2 separate regions of the Homo sapiens genome follow, and region 1 is linked to region 2. Evidence: chromatin loops called from intact Hi-C (ENCODE). Cell type or tissue: heart right ventricle. All regions are shown on one strand. Each heading gives the region's core, and the rest is flanking DNA. Links, peaks and the distances in the headings are about the cores only.

Region 1 (12,534 bases), core at 1,904-9,903, 140 kb after region 2:
AAAAAAATTCTGCATAGAAAAGGAAACAAACAATAGAATGAAGAGATGGCCTGTAGAATGGGATAAAATGGTTGCAGACCATACATCTGATAAGGGGTTAATATATAAAATATACAAGGAACCCATACAACTCAATAGCAAGAAAATAAATAACCGGATTAAAAAAATGAACAGGCCGGGCGCGGTGGCTCACGCCTGTAATCCCAGCACTTTGGGAGGTCGAGGCGGGCGGATCACGAGGTCAGGAGATCGAGACCATCCTGGCTAACACGGTGAAACCCCGTCTCTACTAAAAATACAAAAAATTAGCCGGGCGTGGTAGCGGGCCCCTGTAGTCCCAGCTACTCGGGAGGCTGAGGCAGGAGAATGGCGTGAACCCGGGAGGCGGAGCTTGCAGTGAGCCGAGATCGCGCCACTGCACTCCAGCCTGGGCGACAGAGCGAGACTCCGTCTCAAAAAAAAAAAATGAACAGAGGACCTTAATAGAAATTTCTCAATAGAAGACATACAGATGACCAACAGATACATGAAAAGTGCTCAATATCACTAATCAGGGAAATGCAAATTAAAACCACAGTGAGTGGCCAGATGCAGTGGCTCATGCCTGTAAATCCCAGCACTTTGGGAGGCCGAGGCAGGCAGATCACTTGAGGTCAGGAGTTCAAGACTGGCCTAGCCACATGGCAAAACCTCGTCTCTACTAAAAAATACAAAACCACAGTGAGGTATCATCTCACATCTACTAGAATGGATATTATCAAAGGCAAAAGGTAACAAGTGTGTTGGGAAAATGTGAGATAAAGGGACCCTCTTAGACTGTTGATGAGAATGTTAGTACAACCAATATGGAAAATAGTATGAGTATGGAAGTTCTGCAGAAAATAAAAACTGAACTTCCATATGATCCAGCAATCCTACTTCTGGGTATACATCCAAAGGAATTGAAATCAAAGAGATACCTGTACTTCTGTGTCCCTCGCAGCATGATTCACAATAGTCAAGTTATGGAGACAGTGGAAGTGTTCATCAGTAGATGAATGGGTAAAGAAAATGTGGTATATGTGTACACTGGAATACTCTTCACCCTTACAAAAGAAGAAATCCTGTCATTTGCAGCAATATAGATGAACCTATTCATAAATGAAATAGCCAGGCACAGAAAGACAGATACTGCATTTTCTCACTTATATGTGGTATCCAAGAAAGTCAAACTCTCACAGAAGCTGAGAGCGGAGTGGTGGTTGTCAGGGGCTGGGAGATGAGCGGTGCTTGGGAGGGCGTTGGTTAAAGGTAAAAAGTTTCAGTTAAGTTAAATATGTTCTGGAGATCTATTGTACAGTGTGGTGACTGTAGTTAATGTATACTTGGAAATTACTAAGAGATTAGCTCTCAAATGTTCTCACCACAAATAAGTGCGAGGTGGGTATGTTAATTAGCTAGATTTAATTTCACGAGGTCTATGTACATCAAACCATGTATATTGTAAATATATACAATTTTTATTTTTTAATTATAACCTTAATAAAAGTGGGAGGAAAAGTGATAAACGGTAATAAGCCCTTAAAGGTAATAAGTTAACTTGTCACCCAACGTATTTATTAATTTTTCTATACAATGTAATGTGCTTGGAGAACATTGAGGCCGGGCACGGTGGCTCATGCTTGTAATCTCAGCACTTTGGGAGGCCAAGGTGGGCGGATCACTTGAGGACAGGAGTTTGAGACCAGCCTGGCCAACATGGTGAAACCCCATGTCTATTAAAACTACAAAAAAAAATAGCTGTGCATGGTAACGGGCGCTTGTTATCCCAGCTACTCGGGAGGCTGAGGCAGGAGAATTGCTTGAACCCAGGAAGTGGAGGTTGCAGTGAATCAAGATCACACCATTGCACTCCAGCCTGGGCAACAAGAGTGAAACTCTGTCTCAAAAAAAAAAAAAAAAAAAATTGAAAATCCGCAAGCTTCAGAAGACACACTACTGCGTGTTTGTCCTTCTACGGAAGTCAGTACAGATCTCAATGACTTGTTCTCATTTCACCAGAAAATGACCATTGTGCATTATGCTGTCAGTGCAGATGGAAAACTAGCAGCAGTTTACAAAGTTTCCACTTGAAAAAACATAACTCTAATTGATTTAAAAAAGTAGTTGATTGTTGCAAGACTTGACATTTCTCTAGTTAATTTCTATGCCTGTTGTTTTGCCCCTTACCGTCTTCAAAATCTGAATCCAAATCCAGGGCTTCTCTATTAGGAGGCTCCATATCATATCTCTTTAATCCTGATAATTTCTCAGTTTTTTGTTTCCTACCTACCTGGCTATTTTCTTACGCTATCTTTATTTGCTTAGTAAATATAACATTTCATGTTCTATTTTATTTTATTTTATTTTATTATTTTATTTTTTATTTTTGAGACAATGTTCTGTTGCCCAGGCTGGAGTGCAGTGGCATGACCATGGCTCACTGCAACCTCCATCTCCTAGGCTCAAGTGATCTTCCCACCTCAGCCTCCTGAGTAGCTGGGACCACAGGTGTGCACCACCATACCCGGCTAATTTTTTTATTTTTTGTAGAGACAGGGTTTTGCCATGTTGCCCAGACTGGTCTCGAACTCCTGGAATCAAGCAAGCCACCCCCCACTTGGCCTCCCGAAGTGCTAGGAGTACAGGCAAGAGCCACTGCACCTGGCCCTGTTAACTTCTTATGTCATTTCCCCACTTTAATATATTTGAGGGCTAGTTCTGTGTCATGTATGTATTTTAACATCACTACCGCATCTGGTGCAGAGAGGGGCATTCTGTAGTCTTCGTACTTCTTATCTTCACTATTGCTGATGAGCCATAACAAATTTGAGATGAGCAATTAATAGATGGACCGGCCAACAAACACTATGTGGAGGAATAAGTGAGGCCAAAGCTGATGGATGATGCAAAGTGAGGACGTAACATATTTCGCTGGGGAACCAGACAGATATGCAGAGTAAGCGCTCTGATAGGGGAAGTACGGGCTGTTATGGGCGCTTCATACTGGGAACATTAATGGGAGGTGGAGGTCGTAGTTGAAGCTGAAACCTGTTGGGTGAGGTGGAGTTCGCCAGGTGAAGTGGTAGACTTGGGGAAGAGGAGAGGAGGGGGAGCATCCTGTGTTTAGAACCAAAGAGAGTTTAGTGTGTGATTATTGGGTGGGGGTGGGAGGGTAGGTCATAAAGGGCCTGGTAAACTGTTAAGAAATTTTAAACTTTATCTCAAGAGTTGTGGGAAATCACTGGCAAGTTTTAAGTTGGTAGGTGAAGTGCTGGCTGGAGGAATCCCTCCAGCTTGGGTATGTGAGGATGGCCTGAGAACGGAGGCACCTGCAGTAATCCCCCAGTGAGAGACACTGTAGCCTGAGCTGACCTTGGGGCTAGAAAAAGGGGACAAATGGCGGCTGAGGAGGAGAATCTCTGTGAGTTGATTGAATGGGGAGAGGCAAACATCAAGCCCAGTGCCCAGACTTCTGGGAGGATCTGGCTGCTACTCAGTATGGCGGTTGAGGAGGAGAATCTCTGTGAGTTGATTGAATGGGGAGAGGCAAACATCAAGCCCAGTGCCCAGACTTCTGGGAGGATCTGGCTGCTACTCAGTGAAAGGAAGCCTGGGAGGTTTGGGAGGGCAGATGGATGAGCTCATTTATGGACAGATTGAGTTCAAGCATCTACAGATCATTGAAGGGGAAATGTGAGCTTGAACCCTGCATTTGAAGTTCAGAAAAGAGAAAGAGCAGAATGAATTGAGTTCTGGGAGTCTTTCCCATGTGGATAGTAACTGCAGCGGATGAGGTGATAAGATCACCTAGTTAGAGGTGGGGGAGCAGAAGAGGGCTTAGGGCAGAACTCTGAAGAGCAACCTGCAAAGGAGACTGAGGAGGAATGGACAGAAAGGGTGGAGGAAATCTTCATGGGTGCTTTTCAAGGAGGCAGTGGTTACCAGCATTAGCTCCTGCAGAGCCAAGAGAATTGAGTCATTTTGCTGGGCTTAGCAACAAGAACTTTCAGGGACTTCATGGCAGCGTGACAGCATATGGAGATGCAGTACTGTTGGCCTGTACAGAGCCTTTTTTTTTTTTTTTTTTTTTTTTTTTAAATTCCCTGAGATGTAGTCTCGCTGCTCTGTCGCCCAGGATGGAGCGCAGTGACTCGATCTCGGCTCACTGCAACCTCTGCCTCACGGGTTCAGGTGATTCTTCTGCCTCAGCCTCCCAAGTAGCTGGGATTACAGGCATGCACCACCATGCCCGGCTAATTTTTTTGTATTTTTAGTAGAGACAGGGTTTTGCTATGTTGGCCAGGCTGGTCTCGAACTCCTGACCTCAAGTGATCCACCCGCCTTGGCCTCCAAAGTGCTGGGATTACAGGTGTGAGCCACCACACCCTGCCAGTACAGAGCCTTTGAAGACATTAGAAAATGTGTGCCTTTCTGGATGGACACAGTCCCTGGCTTGGTGAGTGGACCGTGCATGGGACTTCAGCTCTTATGTGCCACCTTAGCTGGGTGCACTTGTTTAGTGTGCAGAATACACCTTCCATGCGTGGTGGCCTAGGATATATCTGCACTTCTCAATCGAAGGCAATGTTGCCTCCCAGGGAATATTTGGCAATATCCGAAGAAATTTATGATTGTTATAGCTGAATCAGAGAGGGTAGGTGCTACTGTCATCTAGTGTGTAAAGGCCAGAGATGCTGCTAAACACTCTGCAGTGTCCAGGACAACCCCTGACAACAAAGAATTATCCAGCCCCAAACACCAGTTGTGCTGAGAAACGCTGGTGTCTGTGACCCTTTCAGGCTCATGGGAAAAGGCGGTCAGAGAGGGTGATAGCTGGAGGTGGGTGGACCTGAGAACAGGCTCCTTACATACTTTGCTGCAGTCTCATTTGCTTGTGGCAGTTTTCACCTTGCCTCTCCTACCTCTCTACCATAGAACTCTTACTCATCATGTTATAGGTTTTCATTTGTTTATTCTTATGTAGCCATTTTCACTATTCCCTCTCCCACCCCCACTCCCCCAAGCAGTAAATTCTGTAATGCAAGGCAATCTTGTGTCCTTATTTCTGTTTCTGGGCACACTGTAAAACATCTGTATTTTAATAGTATCTGTCAGGAAATTCTATTTTGGCAACCAAGTACGGGCTAATCTAAAGTAGCCCATACTTGAGTGCTATGTTGATAAGGCTCTAATGCATAGTTAGCCCCTTGACTGTCAGGCTTGGAAAAAAGACAGGAAGTATTCCTTGTCTTTGGAAATGAGCCTACTCTGGCTTTGGGAAGGAAAGAGTACAAATGGTTCTCACCAGATAGGGTTGCAGCAGCTCTCCCAGCATTTTGGGAACAAATCAGGTCATTATCTCAACAATGTCAAAATTGTGTTCCCAGATCGGTTGTTGTTTGAAACATTTGGGGCTGATGCGGAGGAGGAGAATTAATTAGCAGCTCCCTCTGTTGGTGTTCTTTTTCAGCCTTCTCACATTGCAGCACGAGAGTCCCTTAGACATGCTGGCTGCTCATTTGATAATCTGTGTTTTGCTCAGTACAAAAGGTTGCTGGCTAAGTTTTGTGAGCCCCTCTAACGTCAGGCTGGCAGTATCTTGGGTTCAATTAACAAGAAAGTCTACAGTAACATTTTGTCAATGGGGAAGGACTTGAATTCACAGAACTGTCTCGGAAAGCCCTGGGTAAGTTTGAAGAGCAAAGTTGCCTTTTCTGTTTTCAGAAATATTTTACCCCGCAACGATGTGTAAATCTAAAGCCTGTGCAAGAATGAAAACGAGCTTGAGTATTAAGATTTGGCACAGTGTGTGCAAGCAATGAGACTGGGTTAAAAACAGGAAGTGTCTTAATTTAAAGATGGTGATGGGGAGACGGATTAAAATAAACTGCTGGCCATGTTGAATCTGAGATAGGCAAGCCTTGGTTGTGGGCACATTCCCTTCTGAATTACTCTATGCAGATATATTTTAGGCCTCTTTCTATTAAATTGTCTTTCACATGGTTTCAAAGATAGGGCTAGTGATAAGAATTCTCTTCCTGCATGGTGGGTACCATTATATAAACGGTATGAGCATGCTTTTCTTGTGTCTCTGTATAACTGCTTGGTCTGGCACTCCACAAAATAGTAAAACACATTTCTGCAGTGGACTAGCCCATGCTGTGAAAGAGGAAGGTGGTGGTGGACAAAAAGTGGTAAGTTTTAGGCTGAAGGATGTTGATGTTAAACTTTATTTCTGATTATGGCAGTCTTTCATCATGTAATTTAAGAAGCCTGAGATCATCTGACTTTTTTTTATGTTTTTTTTCTTTAGGACTGCAGGAAGTGTTGATAAACATCTGTTTAAGTTGTCTATACCATGAAATCCATAATCTTCCTTCATAACTATGATAGCATATGGTTTTCTATAGTTAGGAAAACTATTTCTCATGTATTTCATGGTTTGGCCAAATCCTTTTATTACATTAGTACTAAAAAATTCCTTAGGATTTCTAGAGAAAATAATATGTATTATGGATAAATAAGGGAAAGTAAGATAATTCTTAAACCTTAGTATCAGCAGTCATTCTAAACCACATTACACATCTTCAGTAAAAGTGGTTACAAAAGATTTTTCTCACTTCAAAAGATCCGCCAGGGAAGAGTCCCAGCTTTTTCTTGGTGTTATTTTAGGTATTAACTCAGGAGGGCTTCCTGAAGGTTTGTCAGTGAGATAGTTGGGGGGTTCCTGAGCTTTTTATTGTTGTACGTGAACTTGGTACTTACTTCTTTGGCTTTTAAACTCTCAGCAGCACGTACAGATGCCCTCACATGCTTTCTGGGATGACTTTAACGCTAAATAGCAGGGGTGTTTCTCAAGAATGTTTAAGAAAAGAAAGCAGACATTTGTTTGCACAAACAGATATTTGTGACTTCTGTGAAAAAATTCCAATAGTTGTAATATAGGAAATTTTTATAAACAAACACCCCTACCAACTAACCCATCGTGTATTTTTATGTGTGTATAGAAAAAATGAAAGGATATACTAAAATGTTAATTGCATAGTTTCTCTGGGAATTGAATTTAATTAAAATTTTTTTATCAAGATTTTTAAAGTTTTATAATGACCACGTTATGTTTATGTAATAAAAATAAAATAGAGGCTAGGCACAGTGGCTCACACCTGTAATCCCAGCACTTTGGGAGGCTGAGATGGGAGGATTGCTTGAGTCCAGGAGTTCGAGACCAGCCTGGGCAGCATAGTAACACCCTATCTTTATTTTTAAAAAATAAAATAAGAGAGGGGGACAATAAATGCAAATATATAAATGACAGAAATTTTATGGTCTGGTCAAAGAACTATCATTGCATGAAATTATAGATATGGTCATGTAAGGTTACCTTTTTTCATTATAATTCCACCAATAATTCTAAAGTTTCTTTTCTTTTTTTTTTTCTACTTCTTCCACAGAAAAACAGGACAAAGAAACCTGTGTGAATTTTCAGCTTTTCACCTTCTCTGATTTTATTTCTTCCTCACTCTTCCTTTGACAGTCCTCGCAGTCCGCCTGAGAGAGTAGAGAAGACCCCCTCCCAGAACCTTCCTGTAAGGTCTCCCCGCTGACTTCCTGTAGTGGATGTGACTGTGTGCCAGGTGCCTGCCGAAGACCCCTGTCACTGACTGTGCCCTTTGGGAAAGAGTCAACAATGGCCTCCTCCTATGGCTGACTTCGTTCATGTTCAGGCTCTCCAGCTTGCTAGTGAGAATTGCCAAGGATTGGTTCATGGCAGGATAGAACTAAACTGATAGATGAAAGCTCCACAGTGCTTCAAGACGGGGTCCCGTTCATGTTAAGCAGTTTTCCTTCCTTCAAAATAAAAAACTAGCAGTCCTTAGGGAGGACAGTTTTTTCCTTCCTTTTCCTATTCTGGCTCCAACAGCTGTCTCAACACAGCCCGAGATGGGGAGCAGCCTGGCTTCCACCGGCAATAGCTGTATTGTGGGAGTGTGAAAGAGAAGCCACCTTTTCCTCCCTCTGCCCAAGCCACCTGGCCCCTTTGTCCTTTCTCCTCCTCGTCCTCTGAGGTATGAGTGGCTGTGACTGTATGACATAGGAACTATGAAGCGGGGTGAGGGGACGGTTTGGTGCGTAAATCCTCACGCAGGTGGCGGTTATTGTCTGTGTGGAGGAAATAAGCCCGGTTCTTCCTGGGACTGCTTTCATTTCCCTCTAGCTTCCAGAGGGTAAAATGAACCTTAATGGAGGTTGGGGGGTGGCACGCACAAAGTCCTGGGTTGAGGGGGCAGTGGTCAGAAAGTTCCCTAGGGTAATATACAAAGGAGAATTAACACTGGGGACACTGAGGTGGGTTTTGGTCCTTTCCACATAACTGACACCTTTCAAAGCAAGGACTTGCTTTCTCGTGAGGAATGTCAGCAGTCGCAACACCACTGGGTTGGATGCAGGATAATTATTCAGAATCACGAGTTACCTGTTTGCAAGCAATCACATTGCAGGTGGGATAAATAAGCAGACAGTCTGTGGTAGGTTCCCCCACCCCAACCGCCTCCCCTCCCCCCAGGGATACTGTAATTTTAAGTATTGTTTTGGATATTGGTAATTCTAAAGCTCCAATCTTAACTGGGTTTTATGAAAGCCGTTATAGGGTGTTTATTACCAAAAAAACCTCCTTCTTATTTAATAATACAGTGCCTAGCCACTCCTTTTTCCCTGCATCCGTACATGAAGCCTGATTGCAGATCTCGAACAGTATATTTCTTTGAGCTAAACAGCAAGAACAGATAAGGTATCTTATCAAAACACCACGCCAGGTGGCGTGGCTCACAGCTATAATCCCAGCAATTTGGGAAGCTGAGGTGGGAGGATTGGTTGAGGTCAGGAGTTTGAGGCCGCAATGAGTTATCGCGCCACTGCACTCCAGCCTCAGCAACAGAGGGAGACCCTGTCTCTAATAAAACAAAAACATTACACCATTGTCAGAAAGTGATTTGTTCTTCTTTGTTGGATTAAATTCTCTCACGTGCAAGGTAGTGGCCAGCAGCCTAAGAAGATACACAAGCTCTTCACTGTAGATGTTTGGCGGTGTGGGAGTTACAAGGTTAATTATGAGCGTAAGGCCCAGGCATCTTTTCTTCCTAACAATTTCATTTCATCCTATTTCTTTTTCCATTCTTTCTCCGAACTGTCTATACTTTATTAAAGTCTTCTTTTTCCCAGACTCCAGAATAATTTCCTGTGATATGTTTTAGCAGTTTCTCCAGGAAAAGGCTCCAGGAGTCTTTAAATCCAGCCCTCTTTCTGCTGTATCTTTGTGCCTCACATCTTGAGAGAAGTTGAGTGGTAGAAAGTAAAGGAAAGCAGAAAAAGAGATGGGTCAGGGAGGAAAGCCAAGATGGAAAATGGATGGGAATGAATGAGGAACATGATGTGGGTTGGGGTGTCAATTCATGGTTAATACAACATGTGTGGCTCAGTATAACCAGATTGTCATAAGAAGCTCAGGCAGCTCTCCCCCTCTGTTGCCTGGGGCTTTTCGCAGTTACAATAAAAGTGGAAAGATGAAGAATAAGGGCAAGCAGAAGACACACACATTTGCCTGTTTCCCTCTTTTTGTCCAGATTGAGTAGATGGGAGGCAGGGCTGTTACCCATGATGGTGTTTCATACCAGAGTCAATCTACTAGTTTGCTTGGTTTTATAGGCGTGATTCCCAAATTTTGAATCTGAAGTTAGCTGTCAGTTTAAATTCAGAGGGTCCGCAGTTGTTTTTCAGGTTTTTCTTGATTCTGCCTTTGGAAACCAGGAAGATGTTGAATTTACTTTTCATCTGACAATATTGCACATCTGTGAACCCAACTGATCTGAAAGTGTTTACCTCTTAACTCTGTGAAGTTAGCTGGTTATTCTGGATGGCTGGGACAATGGTGAGGACCGTTTATAATGGTTACTCTCACCTGTGCTCCAGACGCTCCACTTGGTGCTAGAAATACAGCAGTGAACAGACATGGTTCTTGCCTCCACACAGCTTGCAGTTTAGTAGGGCAGACTGACGACATTAAAAAGATACCATCGGTGTTGTTATAATGGTGATAAGAGTTACAAAATAAGGGGCCAGGTGCAGTGTCTCACACCTGTAATCCCAGCACTTTGAGAGGCCAAGGCAGGAGGATTGCTTGAGCCCAGGAGTTGGAGACCACCCTGGGCAACATAGTAAGACCTTGTTTCTACAAAAAAAAAAAAAAATCAAAAATTAGCTGGGTGTGTTGATGTGCACCTGTGGTCCCAGCTACTCAGGAGGCTGAGTTGGGAGGATCACTTGAGCTCAGAAGGTCAAGGCTGCAACGAGCTATGATCGCACCACTGTATTCCAGCCTGGGTAAGTGAGACCCTGTCTCAAAAAAACAAAAATAAAGGGAGCATGTAACAGTAGGATCTAATCTAGCCTAGGCAAGTACGGCATTCTTGAGAAGTGACTTAAGACCTGAAGGACTGATCGAATTGTCTGTGTGAAGATTGGCAGCGGGTGCTCTGAGGGGGAAAAGCGGAAATAGCATATGCAGACACCCTGAGGTAGAAAGGGAGCTCTGGCCTGCTTGTGTGATTACTGTGGGAGAATGAACAGGAAGAAGACGAAAGTAGAAGCAAGAAGACCAATTAGGAGGTTCCAAGGACCTGCCTAACTAAGGTCAGTTAGCCGGTGATTGCCCAAGCCAAGACTCAAACTCATTTTTATGAAGGCCGCACACCCTCATCTCCTCAGCAGTTGTTAAACAATATTTGATAATGGTGTTCATGTCAACCTGGCACATGTCTAGAAGATTCTTAAGTGACTTTTTCTTTTCACATGGCTTTTTGACCTTTTAAATATAATATGTTTTAATATGACGTTATTAGCTGCACAAAGGAAGGGAACTGCTCATTTGAATGAACCAGAAGAAACTTGGAATTTTGCCTGCCTTCTGCTTCAGCCCTGCCAAAATGTAATTTCTTTAATTCATCAAATCACATTCTTGACTAATCTGCTCAAGTCTGTACTATGCCTTGGCCTTTTTCCCTGTGACAATTTAGGGATCTTTAAAGAAAATATTTTGAAATGTTTTCTCTTGATCAGGGTGCTTGTGGTTAGGTATTGCATACACTGCTTTTATTTGCAGAATGAGCTATTTTTCTACCATGTGATCCTTTGTTAGAAATGAACATGATTGTGGCTGGCCGCAGTGGCTCACGCCTGTAATCCTAGGACTTTGGGAAGCCAAGGCAAGAGGATAGCTTGAGCCCAGGAGTTTGAGACCAGCCTGGGCAACATAGCGAGACCCCTTCTCTACAAAAAAATTAGAAAATTATCCAGGCCTGGTGGCACACACCTGTAATCCCAGCTACTTGGGAGGCTGAGGTGGCAGGATCGCTTGAGCCTAGGAGGTTGAGGCTGCAGTGAGCCATGATTGTGTTACTGCACTCCAGCCTGGGTGACAGACAGCGAGACCCTGTCTCAAAAAGAATGCAATTGTAATTTTGTCACCTTTATTTAAAAAAATCATTTATCAGGTGGTTGCAATGAAAAGCAATTTAGTTGTTTACAACCTCTACCTTCCAGGGACTTAAGTGTGTTCAGAAGTATTTAAAATGAAATAATTATCTTAGCTAATAATGATAAAATTACTGTGGAGCATTGAGGGCTACTTTGTGCCAGGCAATCAGCTTTAAACACCTTTGATTTTCTCCCTATGATGAGGGGTATACTGTGATTTTTATTAAACATTTGGGGAAACTGAGGCTTAAAGTGGCTGAGTTTTCTAAGAGCACGCAGGTGGAAAGTGATCAAGCTGAGTCCTCAGCTTCATATCTTCTCAGGGTCCTTGATCTTCCGCACCCTGTAGTTCTGGTTCATTTTAGGCAATTATCAGAAGTCACCTCAAATGCCAAGAACCTGTGTAACACAGGGGATGAAGTAAATGTGAGCAATGTAATGAAGCGTTTCCTTATAAACTGTTGTAAGGATTTTGTTCCAGAGATGAAGTATGAGAAAAATATAAGCCAATTGTTCAGTTTCATATTAGTCACCCTCTTCTACTGAACTTTGGTAAATTCAAAGCTTCCCTCTATACGAATTTACTTTTATAGGAATATTACAAAATCTATACTAAGAAATATTAGAAAATAACCTGTACTTAATAGGTTTAATGGAAATTAAACCCAAATATAATGGAAATCTGAATGAATGCTCATTTAAAAAAATATAATTTATAGCAGTGGTTCTCAAACTTTAGCGTGCATTTGGGTCCTCTGGAGCATTATGTTAAAACACAGATAGCTGGGCTCCAACCCCAGACCTTCTGATTCAGGAGTTCTGGGACTGGCGTACAAATGTACATTTTTGACAAGTTACCAGCTGTATGAGGGTTCTCCAAAGAGACAGCATAGGTATATTAGGAAGGAGATTCATTATAGGAATTGGCTCATGTGATTACGAAGGCCAGGAAGTCCCAGGATGTTCCCCAAGAAGTCTCAAGAT
Region 2 (8,000 bases), core at 1-8,000:
TAGAAGTCATATGTTTTGGTTTTAAAATAATATATAATGGCATTTACTTATTTTAAGTGGATGTCTAACTATGAATTAATTCTGTAGGCAATATGTCCCACAACACATTGGCTTCTTGTAAAATGGCTGAAAATATGTGTTCATTTAAATTATATTGTTTAGTCTGTAATCCCAGCACTTTGGGAGGCCAAGGCGGGAGGATCACCTGAGGCCAGGAGTTCGAGACCAGCTTGGCCAATATGGTTAAACCCCATCTCTACTAAAAATACAAAAAATTAGCTGGGCATGTTGATGTGCACCTGTAATCCCAGCTACTCGGGAGGCTGAGGCAAGAGAATCGCTTGAACCTGGGAGATGAAGGTTGCAGTGAGCCGAGATCATGCCACTGCACTCCAGTTCAACAGAGCAAGACTCTGTATCTCTCTCTCTCTCTCTCTCTCTCTCTCTCTCTCTATATATATATATATATATATATACATATATATATATGTGTATATATATATGTGTATATATATATATGTATATATATATATATGTGTATATATATATATGTGTATATATATATATATATAGTTTAAAAAACAAACTACTCTTGAAGTGAGTGAAGAGGAGGCATGTCTATCACAAGGATGATGCTTCATATTTCTGTGCTGGGGTGGGGGGTGATAATGATGAAATATTGAGGAGCTCAAGGTGCATCAGCGCCCCTTCCTTCCCCTATTTTGCCTTTAGAGGAGCTGCCTCTGAGTCTGGGTCTTTCAGTTGTTCAGCTTGCCTGGGGGAAGCAAGGGGTCTCTTCCAGACAGTCACCTTTTTCTGCTTTTCATTGCTTGCTTCATGGTTTATTTTTTAAAGGAAGATTTTTCCTAAAAACTCTTCTAGCTTTCTTTCTCTTTCTTCTCCATTTCCTCCTCTCTCAGTCTGGGACAAGCTCCTTGAGTTTTTTGCAGGTACTATGTACTTTGCTAAACAGTTTGATGCCTTTCTCTAGGGAACTGGTTCTACAACTTTCCAATGGGGCCTTTAATTAGAAACTACGAGAGAACACTTGTAGTATAAAAGTCATCTAGTCATATTCTATTAGTTTCATACAGGCTCATATGAGGTCAACTCCTTTCATTTAGTTTCTCGAACATAGTAGAGTTTTTGTAAAATTAATTATGTTACGGTGAAGATGTACCTCAAGATTTTCAGCACAGGCTTCCCATGGTATTAAAGATTTGATAAAGTGGAAATCGGGATAAGAATCCTCATTCTGGACAGCTACTAGGCTAGAATCACTAAGGGGAACAGTAATGAATGAAAATTTATTAGACCTCTCTGTAATGCAGAATTTACCATCTGTTGCACTATCCCATTAGTTTTTATTAAATTGATTGCCTTAACCTGGAGAGAAAGGATATTTTTGTGTCTGCCAACCTCAACTCCACTTACCTTGTAATAAATGTTTCATTCCTCTTTTCATTTTTCTTCCCAGCTGTCAGCCAAGCTCAGTAACCTTCCAACGCTCATTTCCATGAGGCTAGAGTTCCTGAGAATCCTCTGTAGCCATGAGCATTACCTCAATCTGAACCTTTTTTTTATGAATGCTGATACTGCTCCAACATCTCCTTGTCCTTCCATATCTTCCCAGGTAATAAAAGAATTATTTAACTAAAAGAATTATTCAAGCTATTTCATTTAACTAGCTCAGTTTAATCATGTATTTCCTATAAAGGTTAGTCTTATTAATTTGACAAAAAATCAAACAATTCAAACCAGATCAAGTATGCTACCCTGAAGTTACACCACTAGCTAAGAATTAACAATCTAAGTAATTGGTTTCTCCCCAGGCTCAAGGCTCCCTGATCAGGTTAAGTAAAGCCAAGAATCCAATAAGCCCTATGAAATTTAGAAACTCATAGAAAAGTCTCAAATCTTCCTTTGTCTGACATTAGCCAATTGTTATATTATGCAAATAGAGGATTCCAAAGTAAATAAGTTTTGGAAACCATGTATTCACCAGGTTTCTTTGCAGCAGGCCCTCTAAGAGGTTTTAACTTGTTCATGTCAATTGCAAATGCACGAGAAGCAGAAGAGGAAATGGGAGGAGGTGTGCATGATAAGCAGTGATTCCCCAAATGATTTAACATGGAAACCCCACCCCACCTCATACATTTTTTGAAATGTTACTCTGGAATAACTTTAAGAACATGCTGTTTGATAGTCACATTCCATTTATAGGGAACACATCAGTAGCTCAGAGCATCAGGCAAAATTTCTCATTATTAGGTTATATTTCTGTTGCATATTCCTTGATACTAGTACAAAAGTGAAGGCTTGTCTTACTAATTGAAAAAAAAATCTTAGCCATATATGCCATATGGCATGATCCAGATATTAGCTACATGACCATCTTACTGTGAACAGGGAAAGATCTGACTCACAAGCAGCAATTCAAAATGTATAAACTTTTTGCTCCATCCTGCCCAGCAGCTTAAGTCCTAAAACTTCCCTGGACTAAGCTTACCCTAGGTTCTTTCCCACCTTCCCCTTCTGACTGCCCCAGGGAGTGGCCAAACCCAGGGGCCAGGCTCACAAAACCATGAAGGATTTCTAAAGACACTTTAGATGCTCTTAATGAAATATAAAGTGTGCTCCCAGGATACAAATACAGGACAGGAATTACTGAGGACCGGTAAATCTAATACTTCCCTCCCTGACATCACTTGTAGTTCCAGGCCAGCAAAAGTCTGACAATGTGCTTAAGCCAAATTCAGAAGTGTAGCTGAGGCCGGGCACGGTGGCTCACATTTGTAATCCCAGCATCTTCGGAGGCCAAAGGGAGTGGAATACTTGAGGCAGGAGTTACCAGCCTGACCAACATGATGAAAACTCATATCTACTAAAAATACAAAAATGCATCAGGTGTGGTAGTGTGACTGTAATCCCAGCTACTTGGGACGCTGAGGCATGAGAATTGCTTGAACCCGGGAGAGGGAGGTTGCAGTGAGCTGAGACCATGCCACTGCAATCCAGCCTGGGTAACAGAGTGACACTCTGTCTTTCAAAAAAAAAAAAAAAAAAAAAAGAAGGTACCTGAGTAAGCAGGGCCTTAAACAAAGGGGGCATTTGGTTACAGAGGAATTGCCTGTTCCCAGCCCCAGGACTGGGTGAGGTTCTTATTTCTCTGTCCAACTTTTATGCTAGGATTTTTATCTTCAGCTTTTGATTTCAGGTGGGAAAGGGAGCGTCATTCATTTTTCAACAGACCCGGGGTGCTTTATTTTCATCTTTCCCGCTGGGCAGTCTTCTCTCTGTGGGTATGGGAAAGTGCAGTAACCACTCTGTGCCTCAGTTTCCTTGTCCGCCTTATCTGGCACCAGAGTACCTACCTCACTGGGGAGGGCTCACGAAGCCTGGCTGGGGCGAGGACTCAGTAAACACTGGCCATCGCTATTTTCATTCCAGTTCTTGTGGCTCATAAAATGGCTCCTTACGTTTCTGTAGAACTCAAGCTCCTGCTCCAGCTTCCAGGACCAGAAGATCGCCAGCATGTTCGATCTGACTTCCGAGTACCGCCAGCAGCACTTCCTCACCGGGCTCCTCTTCACAGAACTGGCTGCTGCCCTGGATGCCGAAGGGGAAGGGTATGTTTCTGGCATTTAAAATGGAAGATGAAGCCAAAAAAACAGATGTTCTTTAATAAAATTTGCAGTCTAGCTTCTCACACTTGGTAAAAAACTCTACTGTAGTTGACCAGTTCTGAGGAGTAGAAACATCTGTCTTGAGAATATGGTACCCATAAGCACAAGGCACAAGAAAGGCCTTTCTTGTGTAGAAAGGCACCAGGGATGGGTAAGAACTACAAAATGACTTTTCTTGGTCAACTATTTCAGTGGAATTTACCAGTTCTGCTATAGCAGGTTTCCCAAGGATGCTTTGATTAGTGAACTCCCTAGGAGCAAAGCCATTTTTAACAAAGGGGATAGCATGCAGAGGCAACCACAAGATGTCACTTGGTTCAAAGCTGATGAAGGAAATAATGGCTGCTGAGAAGGCAGCTGTCCCATGCCCAGATTAGGTTTCTTGCAGACAGTGCTTCTCAGGCCAAGAGACACCACACATCCAGGGCTTCTGAATCCTTTTACCTCTTATCTATCTGATTACTCAGGGACATGTGGCAGTATCTAGCCTAGAAGTCAACAGACAGAGAGGTAGACCACCCCCTTCTTTCCTTCTCTCCCTATGCTCCGTGAGCTCATGGAGTCAGAAACCCACAGCCTATCTGATTGGACTGAAAAAGATAATGCCTTCTAAAATATTATTCATTCCGTTCAACAATTATTGAATGCCTTCCATGGGACAGACACAGTTAGGTGTTAGAGTACATCAGAGATATATCAGTGCACAAAACAGACAAAATTCGCTGCCCCTCAAGAGCTCACCATCCAGGGACTCAGATTCAAAGATGATTAGGATTGCAAAGTAGTTGAGATTCAACACTTCTGGTGTTTAGATTAGGCATACAGAATTGCAGGAACTTGCCCACTATTCCATAACAGAGAACGAAATCTAAAGCCATGGTCTTCCCAGTCCCTTCCCAGGACCCACTCTCCTATACCAAACCATCTCCCTGCACAGGGAACCTGTTCCCATGACTCCTATGCTAAAGAGGTTTCCAGAATAATGTTTGCTAATTAATGGTAGCATTGCTGTATGTTATGGATGGATTTTTATCTAAATGGAATTTCTCAAGTTCTCTCAAAGTGCTTACAATTTAGTGAAGGAAACAGGAGGTTCCTGCATGAAACAAATACAGGAGCACATCGAGTTCGTGCAACTGCAACAGTCACATGTGTCCCAAGCTATGTACCCAGGCTGACACCGCTGAAGTGACTCTATGTCTGCGTCTCCTGGCAGGATAGTGTGGGGAATCTCATGCTTTTAGCTCTCAATTCTGCCTCCTTCCAGATAAACTGGCCTGAGTATATCCTTTGAGAACTTCACTTTCCATGGCTTCAATTCTATCTTCTCTTCTCAACTCTAACTAAATTTCTCCCAATTATCTCAGTAGAATGTTCTACCCTACAACTAACATAAATTTCCACAGCAACAAAAAGTGCACCGAACACTTATGCTAATAAGTAAGATACTGAGAAGAAAGTTTGAACACAAAGAAAATTGCCTTCATGCACAAACATGTACATACATTTTCTTAGTTGTCCTTTAATAGCAGTACTTTAAGTGATTTCTAGAAACATCTTTAGTATTTACAATAGCGTAGTTTCTATTTTCTATTTTCATTCTAGCTGGAAACAGCCATGACATTCTGTTCTGGATTCCTTGTAAAATTGTTGCTGTTATATTACTAGCAACAAGGTAGAGTATATTCAGAGATAATCATGTAATTATGTTTAATCAGGTAGATACATTCTTCAAACACACACACACACACACACACACACGCACACACGCGCGTGCACATGCACACACACAGTACCCTTTCTCCCCCAAAAGAGTAATTAACAGTGTAACTCCTTTGGCAACACAGTAATCCCTGATTGCTGGGTTGTCAGTTACTCTCCTGGAAAGTCATTAGATACACTGTCACAACTTCATCATGTAAGCTAAAACCTCAGAAAAATGTCATGCTTCAACAATACTTCCTATTGATCAGCACTTCCTTTTTTTTTTTCTTTTGCTTCCAAGACAGTTGGTAGACTTGCCAACACCTGTACATCCATGGGGCAAGGGCCAGAAGGACGCATCTCAGTACCTGAACCCCTAGGGAGCTACAGCTCCAGTTTCCACTGGGTTTCCCTTGGATCTCTGACACCTGGGTATATCCACAAGTGTCTATGCATCGTTAAATCCACAGTGTTTTTCAAGCATTTAGAAATTGTCTATCATCTTTGTGTTAAGCCAGCAAATTGCAATGCCTAATTCAAAACACAACCCATTGCCGGGACCACAGACTAAGAACAAGAAAAACTTTTGAAATGCAATTTACAATTATCTTACTTTAGCCACAGTGCAAGAGTCTGAGTCATTTAAAATTTTGGTTAATATTTTCTATATAACGTTGAATTCTGATGTAGCCTTATTTTGTTTGAAAGAAAAAAATGTATATATATGTATATATTTTTTAAATCTGGATTCTTTTTTTATTATTATCATACTTTAAGTTCTAGGGTACATGTATACAACATGCAGGTTTGTTACATATGTATATATGCGCCATGTTGGTGTGCTGCACCCATTAACTCGTCATTTACATTAGGTATATCTCCTAATGCTGTCCCTCCCCACTCCCCCCACCCCATGACAGTCCCCGGTGTGTGATGTTCCCACCTATGAGTGAGAACATGCGGTGTTTGGTTTTCTGTCCTTGCGATAGTTTGCTGAGAATGACGGTTTTCAGCTTCATCCATGTCCCTACAAAGGACATGAACTCATCCTTTTTTATGGCTGCATAGTATTCCATGGTGTATATGTGCCACATTTTCTTAATCCAGTCTACCATTGATGGACATTTGGGTTGGTTCCAAGTCTTTGCTATTGTGAATAGTGCCGCAATAAAAGGATTATAAATCATGCTGCTATAAAGACATATGCACACATATGTTTATTGCGGCAAGATGTATATTTTTAAAATTGAACATCTATGACTAGGTTCCAGATACTCCACTATATATTTTATTTACTTTTTATTATAGTATAATTTATATAAAGAACCTGAATCCTAAGTGTAAAGTGCGATTAATATTTCCTGTGAATATATTTGAGTAACCACCAGTCAGATAAAAAATATAATATTCCATTATCCTCTCTCAGTTACAGGCCCCCCTCAAGTAACCACTATTCTGACTCTTATTATTAGAAATTAATACTGCCTGTTGTTGAATTTCATAGTCTTTTGCTGAATGTTGTGACTGTGACATCCTTTAGTGTGGTCGCATGTGTCAGTATTCATTTTTTTTCAACTGTATGTCATATTCCTTTGTCTACTATAATTTCTCTTCTGTAAATTGACATTTGGGCTGCTTTCTATTTGTGGGTATTGGGTATTATGAAAACAGCTGCCGTGAACATGCCTGTGCATGGTTTTGGGTGGACGTTAGAACTCATTTCTTTGGGGCTATAAATACAGCCTATTTTTTATTTTAATATACTGCTCTTGAATAGTTTAATAAATATGTGTACATGGTCTTAACAAAATGTCAAAAGAATATACTCTGAGCTAGGAAAAGAAGAGCAAACAAGTCAAAGCAGGAAGATGGCAGGGAATAACAAAGGTGATAGCCAAAATAAATGAAATAAAGAATAGAAAAACAATCACGGAAATCCGCAAGATGAAAAGCTTGTTATTTGAAAAGAGCAACAAAATTCACCAATCTTTAGCTGAGCTGACCAAGAAAAAAGGAAGAAGACTCAATTACTAAAATCATAATTGAAAGATTCAACACAATCATATCACAAGAGACCTTACAGAAATAAAAAGGATTATAAAAGAATACGATGAACAATTGAAAGCCATCAAATTGATAACCTAGATTAAATGGATAAATTCCTTAAAAGGTACAAAGTACTAAAATTGACTCCAAGAAGATATAGAAAATCCAAATAGACCTACAGAAGTAAAAAGATTGAGTTAGTAATCAAACTTCCCACATACACCTACTATGTACCCACACAAATTAAAAATTTAGGCTGGGCGCAGTGGCTCATACCTGTAATCCCAGCACTTTGGGTGGCCAAGGCGAGTGGATCACCTGAGGTCAAGAGTTCAAGACCAGCCTGGCCAAGGTGATGAAACCCCGTCTCTACTAAAAATACAAAAATTAGCTGGGTGTGGTGGCGGGAACCTGTAATCCCATCTACTCGGGAGGCTGAGGCAGAAGAATCATTTGAGACTGGAAGGCAGAGGTTGCAGTGAGCCAAGATCATGCCAATGCACTCCAGCCTGGGCAACAAGAGCAAAACTCCATCACAAATAATAATAATAATAATAATATATT

What was found. Peaks named below come from ENCODE experiments on the same cell type or tissue, not always from the same donor. Only the 100,000 strongest peaks of a DNase experiment are listed, where the experiment ranks them.
Region 1: it touches region 2 in a loop (2.4-fold over the local background); 12 of 110 quality-filtered maps call a loop at or near these places.

The regions. Positions count from the first base shown.
Region 1 is chr9:541,635-554,168 of GRCh38, forward strand. All of the region lies in intron 1 of KANK1 (KN motif and ankyrin repeat domains 1), which reads left to right. Among named protein-coding and RNA genes, the nearest start is that of KANK1, 43 kb to the left of the region's middle. In heart right ventricle, for the core only: a CTCF peak has its summit at 5,476 (motif pointing left); a DNase peak (open chromatin) is centred at 5,454; H3K4me3 peaks cover 2,208 bases; H3K27ac peaks cover 4,966 bases.
Region 2 is chr9:403,441-411,440 of GRCh38, forward strand. It overlaps DOCK8 (dedicator of cytokinesis 8), which reads left to right. Exons shown (of 48, transcript NM_203447.4): 27 at 1,478-1,633; 28 at 3,490-3,629. Among named protein-coding and RNA genes, the nearest start is that of DOCK8-AS2, 63 kb to the right of the region's middle. In heart right ventricle, for the core only: a CTCF peak has its summit at 3,988 (motif pointing right); no DNase peak of the experiment used is centred there.